Linked DNA regions of Mus musculus: region 1 is linked to region 2. Evidence: chromatin contacts called from ENCODE Hi-C or POLR2A ChIA-PET data. All regions are on one chromosome and are shown on one strand. Each heading gives the region's core, a stretch centred on a gene start or an enhancer-like site at or near the end of the contact. The rest is flanking DNA. Distances are from core to core; before and after follow the strand shown. Region 1 holds the start of Med13l (mediator complex subunit 13-like). Region 2 has its middle 23 kb from the start of Gm46921.

Region 1 (3,363 bases), core at 798-3,297, 46 kb before region 2:
ACACCAGCTGACTTGGTTATTTTAATTACCTATAAAAGTGTCATTGCGGTCACCCAGTCACCAAATTGGTTGGGGGGGGGGGTAAATACCGCCTAGTCAATACATTTGCTGATCTATGAAGGTCCCTGAACCTAATAATAAATGACAGACAAGGGAAGGGGGGGGTGAAAAAAGAGACAGAAGTAGTTTTATCCTCACATCAAAAGATCAACGGTAAATTACCACAGGGGTAAAAGGAAGGACCCCCAACTTCTAACTGAACCTCGAAACAGCCTCAGGATAAAATTCGGGGTGATCAGGAATCAGCCTGCTTACAAGAGTGGGAGCAGGGGGACTGTGTCACTCCTGTGTCTTTGTAGGCCAAAATCATGCTTGATTTCTTCATCAGCATGAAAACAGAATGACACTTCCAAAGTTGGCAACAATTCCTCTTTCTCCACTAGTCTCCAAGGGGAGAAAAAGCATCTATGCCACCCATAATTAAATGTAACTAATTACAATTTGAACACTAAATTATTTATCCAGTGTAAACAAGGACTAAAAGGAAATAAAGCTTCTATCTGCAGCAGGGGTTCCAGAAAATAATTTGCAATAAATGCATGCTCTCCAAAAGTCAGCACCCTCCCCCCCAGCACCCTCCCCACCAAAATTGGGCACACAACTAAAATAAGTTGAGTTTTTAAGGCTAAATTAAATAGGCCGTTCAACCAATTTTCCAATTATATTCTACGCTTGAAACATAATTGCCTTACATCTGTTTACAAATCTTTGCTCAATATTTAAACAAATTCGTACTCTCCCGGGCACATAGCTACACACACACAGTAACTCAGGCACAAAGCGCGTATTTAAAGACCATGCACTCCCATTATCAGCGTAAGCGCCGGGTTTAACAACGCGAATGTTTTCAGAGCTAGGTAATACGACCCAATAAAAAGCAAAGATGGCATTTACCACCAAATGTCACTGCCACCGCCAGGAAAGAGTTGCTGGAGCTCTATACATTTTTAATTTCGACGAATCGAGCCGCCGTCGCCCGGTGCCAGGCTTCCAGAAGAACAATTGACACCCTAAATGGTTCGAGATTAAGGCAGGCGATGCACTTCCAAAGCAAAAGTTGTCAATTATCAGAGGCGAGAGCGGGAGAGAGGAGAGGCGAAGGCAGATAAAAGCGATGTTATCAAACCGCCCAGCTTGTTGCTCGTGTGTGTGTGTGTGTGTGTGTGTGTGTGTTCCTTGTTAAAGCAGAGAAAACAGTTTTTAAAGGCAGCGGAGGAGAGCGAGGAGCAGCAGCTTCCTCCACCTTCCGTGGGCTCCGAGCAATGGCTCTCCCGCTCTCCGGCGTAGTAAACCCCGAGAGGCGGGCGGCTGTCCGTGTTTACAACGGCGCGAGCGAGCTCCGGCTGCCAGAGTCCTTTTCCCTGACACCATCGCCTTCCATCAACTGTTTTCGGGCGAAATCGCAGGTGTCATTGTGGAAATATTAAAAGGAAAAAAAAGGGAAAAAAACGGAGAAACAGAGGAAGAGAGAAAGAAAAAATCAGAAGGCAGACGCCGGCGAGTGGGAGAGCAGCCGATCCGATCGGGAGAGAGAGAGAGAGAGAGGACGAGCCTGCAGCTCACCCGCGCCGGCGGCTGCACAAGGCAGAAAAGCCTTCCACATTTCGGGGAAGGAGGAGAAAAAAGAAAAAAAAAGAAAATAAGGGGGGAAGGGGAGGGGAGGGGGTGTGATTGCCACGGAGGTGGGCGCTCCGAGCGCGCCCCGGCGTCCGCAGCGCCCCGACTTCCCCACGCACGTCCACGCCGGGCGCCGCGCTCGCCGACGCCGCCAGGGCTCCGGGAGGAGAAAGTTGCGCGGCGGGGAGGTCGCGCCCCCCAACCCGGGCTCCCCCCCGCCCCGCCACTCACCAGCGAGAAGAGGTTGGAGTGACAATCCTCCAGGCTCGCCCCGTTCGCTACCCAGTTCGCCGCGGCGGTCATGGTCCTCCGCGAGCCCGGCCGCCAGAGCGGGGCATGTCGGAGCGGGCCGGGCCGGGCGGCGGCGGCGGCGGCTCCCGGGCACCAGGGGCGCGAGGCCCGCGCGGGAGGCCCGAGGGCGGCGGTGGCGACGACGGCGACGACGGCGGCGGCGGGGGGCGCGGGCCGGCAACGCCGCCCGCCTCTGTCGCGCAGGGCCGCCGCCTCCGCCTCCGCCTCGCCGCCTCGTCGGCCGCCTTGTTTATCTCCAAGCCGGCGGGCGACTCGCCCTCGGCCGCGCCGGCGCGGGAGGCACGCGAGCCCCGCAGCCGCCCCGAGCCGCCGCCGCCGCCGCCGCCGCTGCGCGAGCCCGCGAAGGGGGGGGTGCGGACGAAGCCAGCGGGCGACCCCGGCAGCCGAGCGCCGTCCCCTCCTTCCTCTTCCTCCCCACCCCCCCCCTCCTCCCCAGTCGGCCGCGCTTCTCCTCCCTCCCCGGGCTCGCTCGCTCTGACAGCAATGGCGGCCGCCGACCGCGGCTCGGCCCGCCATTGGCTGCGGCGCGTCACGTGACGGGCGCCGGCCGCGCGGGGGGCGGGGGAGGGGCCGCGGCGGCGGCGGCGGCGGCGGCGGTGGTGGCTCGCGGGAGGCGCTGCTGAGCCGAGCGAGCGCGGCCCTCTCGGAGCGGGGTGACGGAGCCAGGGAGGGAAGAGAAAGAGGTGCGGGCGGCCGTGGGACGCCGGGGCTGCGTGGACGCCCCGCCCTGGGCGCGGGCGCGCGTCGGGCGCGGGCCGAAGAGGGCCGCGGCTTCCCCGGAGCGGCCTCCGAGCCCCCCTGGGGGAGCATCTCGGGTCCCCGAGGAGCGGCGTGGGCCGGCCCGGCCTGGCCGAGCGAGCCGAGGAGTGTCTCCTCCTCGAAACCTCGCGCGCGACCGCCCGCCGGCCTGCCTGCCGCAGCGCACCGGGCGGAGGAGTAGGACTCAAAGAGACACAAAGGCAGCGAGCGAGGTGCTTGCCCGGGGTCGCGGGATTCGAACCCAGGCATCGGGAAGCCAGGGCTCGGGACTCACTGCCTCCCGAGCGCTGAGCTCCTAAAGCATCCCGGCTGCTGGAGCCCTTGGCGCCCACTCTGTGCGTGCACGCAGGCATTCCTTACATAGATGATCCCAGCGCTCTTAGGTGCCACATTCACACTGGGCTATGTGGAGGGGAGCAGGCCCTTCCTCCAGCTCCAAGCGGTCAATAATAACCAGCATCCCTTCTTCAGAGAGTAATGGGACTGGGAGAAGTGCTGATGCCGGAGACTGCCTTCCAGGACTTTTCGTCGTGGAAATAGAGAAAGGGAGAAAGTTGACTTGGAAAGAGGTAGAATTAGGCAGGCGTATCTCTATGAGTTCCAGGCCAGCCTGGT
Region 2 (3,306 bases), core at 639-3,138:
TGGTTCTCTCTCTCTGAGCCTTGGCTCCTCTATGTGTAAGAGCAAAGACAGCCCATGACCTCCCAGGTCCCTCCCCACCTCCCCCACCTCCACTCCCATCCCACATGGGAGTTAGCGGAATGCTTCTGAGACCATCTGCCATCCCTGGAATGCAGAGTTGCTTAAGATTCTGTCCAGTCCCCCCTTCCTGGCTGCCCATCGTGGCAAGTTGCTGCGAGTGGTTAGGGCTGTTTATGGGGATCTGAGAAGCTAAATGCCCAGCGTGGGTTGAACTGTGGCTGTGGCTTTTTAGAACTGACTTTTTCTCGATAAAGCAAAGGCCCAGAGGGTGATTAGGTGGCTCCGCAGATATAGCACTTGCCCCACAAGCAAAAGGACCCAAGTTCAATCCCCAGCATCCACGGAAAGAAAGCTGGGCATTGCTGTAATCCCAGCACTGAGAAGGCCAGACAGAATGATCTCTGAGACTTCCTGGTCATCCATCAGAGAGCTCCTGGTTCAGTGAGGAGAGAGGCAGTTTCCAAAACTATGGCAGAACTGAATGCTAGTGCGTGCCTTTGATCCCAGATTCCAGCACTCAGGAGGCAGAGAGAGGCAGATGGACCCAGGCCAGCCAGATTTACATAGTGAGATCCTATGTAACCCTGTTACTACATAGCCTTACATATATATCTACAGAGTATTACCCTGTGTTATCCACATACACACACACACTAGTGCACACACACGCAAACACGTATGATGACGGCGCACATTAATAATAATAAAGCAAAGGCCTGGATCATATCTCTCTCTCTCTCTCCTCTCTCTCTTTCTCCCCTTAGGTGCCTTCAGAAACAACCAACTGCTGTGCAAATCTGTCTCATTGTTCCTCCCGAAGCTGTTGGCGACAGAAAGCCTTAAAAGTCAGCCTGAGCTTGCATGAAGCCACCTAGAAGTACTGATTTCCAAGCCAGCAGTGAGGACCTTGTGGTGGTTCCTTCTTCCTGGGTGTCTTTGCTCAGAACATTGCCTCAATGACCCTTTCACTAACCTCCCCCTCCCCATAGAAGGGGCATGTCTCTTCCACTCAGTTAAAAGTCCACGCCCCCCCCCCCCCCCAATGAGCCCAGGTCATATTTCAAACGCCTTGACAAACCGCTCGGTACCAGGAGCCAGTAGAAGGGGGGCCTTTAACACCGTATTTATTTTGACTGGTTAAACAGGCTATGGCTGTAAAGGAAACAGCTCTCAGAAAAGGAGACCGCCTGGCCGACTCGGGGCTCACTCTTTCTACCCACACACACACTGTTTAAAGCATTCCAGAAAGCCTGCCAACTTTCCTGGCACGGCTCTTATTTCTTTACATGCATGTTGCATTCCATCTGGTTAATGCGCCATTCTTGGATTCTGGCGAGGGCCTAGCAAGGTGGCATGGTGTGCTCAGGCTTGTTCTATGCAAAGCAGGGTACCAGCCAGAGGGAGCTTTGGCGGGATGGGGGGAGTTCTACCTTCCTTAGGCACAGGGGTGCCTGGAGTCCCAAAGACAAGAGGGCAACTGCCTACCCAGCTCTCTCCAGATGTGGCTGAAGCCCTTCCTTTGTTTTTTTGTTTTGTTTTGTTTTTTGTTTGTTTGTTTGTTTGTTTTTCTTTTAGTGGTGTTAGGGATCAAAGCCAGGACTCTGCACATAACACTATACACTACAGTGCTCTATATACATTGAGCCCTGCCCCCAGCCGAATTTCAGGTTCAGTAAAGTCACAAGTGAGCCATCCCTTGCACTTCACTCTACCCAGAGAGTTTAGGGAGATGCAGCTGCTCTGCCTCCTCTGGTACACAGCCAAGAATATACAAGGAGGGTGCGTGAGGCTAATGTTAGGAAGCCACATTACTGTTTACAAATGTGAGTTTGGTCCAGAGGCATCCCAAGGACCGGGATGCGAACACCTAGGTCTGATGGTTTCAGACACTTAAGAGAAAGGTTCGTCTCTGTATTCATTTAGTTCTCCAGAACCACTGAGGACGTGCTGTGATTTGGATCCAACACCATAATGCATGTGGAAGACAGGAAAGCCAGGTTTTAGATACTCTCAGAACATCTGGCGAATTCAGCTTTTAAAAGGGGGCAGGGGGAGCGAGGGGAGAGAAGACAGACCCCTTCGGAAGCCGTTGTCAGGTACTGGGTATCCAAAAAACATTCTCCGGGTTGACTCAAGTGTTCTCGCCTCCCTCCTCCCCAGTGGAATAGGAATAGAACCCATGAGACTGGTGAGTTAGGAATTCAGAGGAGAAAATTGGCTCTTGGCACCGCGAGCAAAAACATGGAGGTCTCTGCCTGGACGACGCGTCAAACGCACGTCTCTCAGAGTCCCGCCTGCGGTGCGAATAGAATGCTCCTGTTCTGAAGTGGAATTACTCACCTGGATCCGGCGCGAGTGACACGGCACCGAGAGGTTTAAAAAAAAAAAAAAAATCCCGGTTCCTAATGAGAAACAGCCGCGTGCGGAATAAAATTAGTGTGAGTTGTGTAATCCCAGCTGGCCAGTTGCGAGAACAGGGAGGAGGCAGGAGGCGAGGGAACAGGCTCTGGAGCCCATCCTGACCCTCTGGGTTGGAATTTCTGAGTCTCTTTGCCTTGAGTCAGAATAGGAAACCGAACCCTGACCGCGCGCTTCTTTTTATAGAATCGAACTTTCTTGCCAGCTTCCTCCGGAGCGCGAGATCGTCCCTCTTCGTCTCTAAACAATACGCCAATCATCAGATGTGAGGAGAGGGAGGAGGGGCGTAGTGTTCTGGGAGCATCAGACAGAACCCAGGCCCAGGGCCCAAGACAAACACCGAGCCCCAAGTTTGGCTTCCGTACCAGACCTGGTAAATACAACATGTTTTTACAGGTTGAGAAATTGTCTGGCTCGTCTCTGAAATTTTCTCTCTTTCTCCCACTTCTTCTGACTTGGATCTCAGCGTTCTGTCAGCGTTCTGCCTCGGTGTTGGCCAAGTTCACGTTTGCCAGTTGCCGAGTGGATAATAGATGGTTTGTAAGATTCGTAATCTGTTGGGGAGACGGAAACTCAGACAGCCAGGCAGTCGTTGCCTGTGTGATAAAAATGACTCTCATGAGTTTTTACTTGGCCCGGCTGGCCAGGCTTGTACTGAAGGACAGTGGGAACCAAATGACTTAATGCCCAGTCAATCACTGCCTCAGCCACTCTGACCGGGCAGCCCACCGGACACGCCCCCCCCCCCCGCGCGCCCCCCATAATCAGTTTAGAGTCAATTCTTGCTTGTAAGGGAGGCTGGAGTCTGCTGGCCCAAAGTGTGAAGTC

Evidence for each region. A loop is a pair of places that touch in the nucleus more often than their neighbours do. ChIA-PET counts read pairs that join two places held with the same protein, here RNA polymerase II (POLR2A).
Region 1: a loop to region 2 is called in a map of heart, with 3 times the contacts of the local background. The contact joins the promoter of Med13l here to the enhancer-like site in region 2. A Hi-C loop is called at or near these places in 13 of 37 maps with a recorded cell type or tissue (T-helper 17 cell, gastrocnemius, heart and 2 more). POLR2A ChIA-PET finds 5 or more read pairs at or near these places in 2 of 5 experiments (Patski and embryonic stem cell).

What each region holds. Positions count from the first base shown.
Region 1 is chr5:118,559,403-118,562,765 of GRCm38, reverse strand. It overlaps Med13l (mediator complex subunit 13-like), which reads right to left and starts at 2,047. Exons shown (of 31, transcript NM_172424.4): 1 at 1,909-2,047. The coding sequence starts at 1,980.
Region 2 is chr5:118,513,518-118,516,823 of GRCm38, reverse strand. No RefSeq gene overlaps it. Among named protein-coding and RNA genes, the nearest start is that of Gm46921, 23 kb to the right of the region's middle. Within about 2 kb of position 1,888, at least 1 of the 3 ENCODE cell types and tissues checked has a DNase peak (open chromatin) inside an H3K27ac peak, as active enhancers do; it is heart, where a contact is called at or near this core.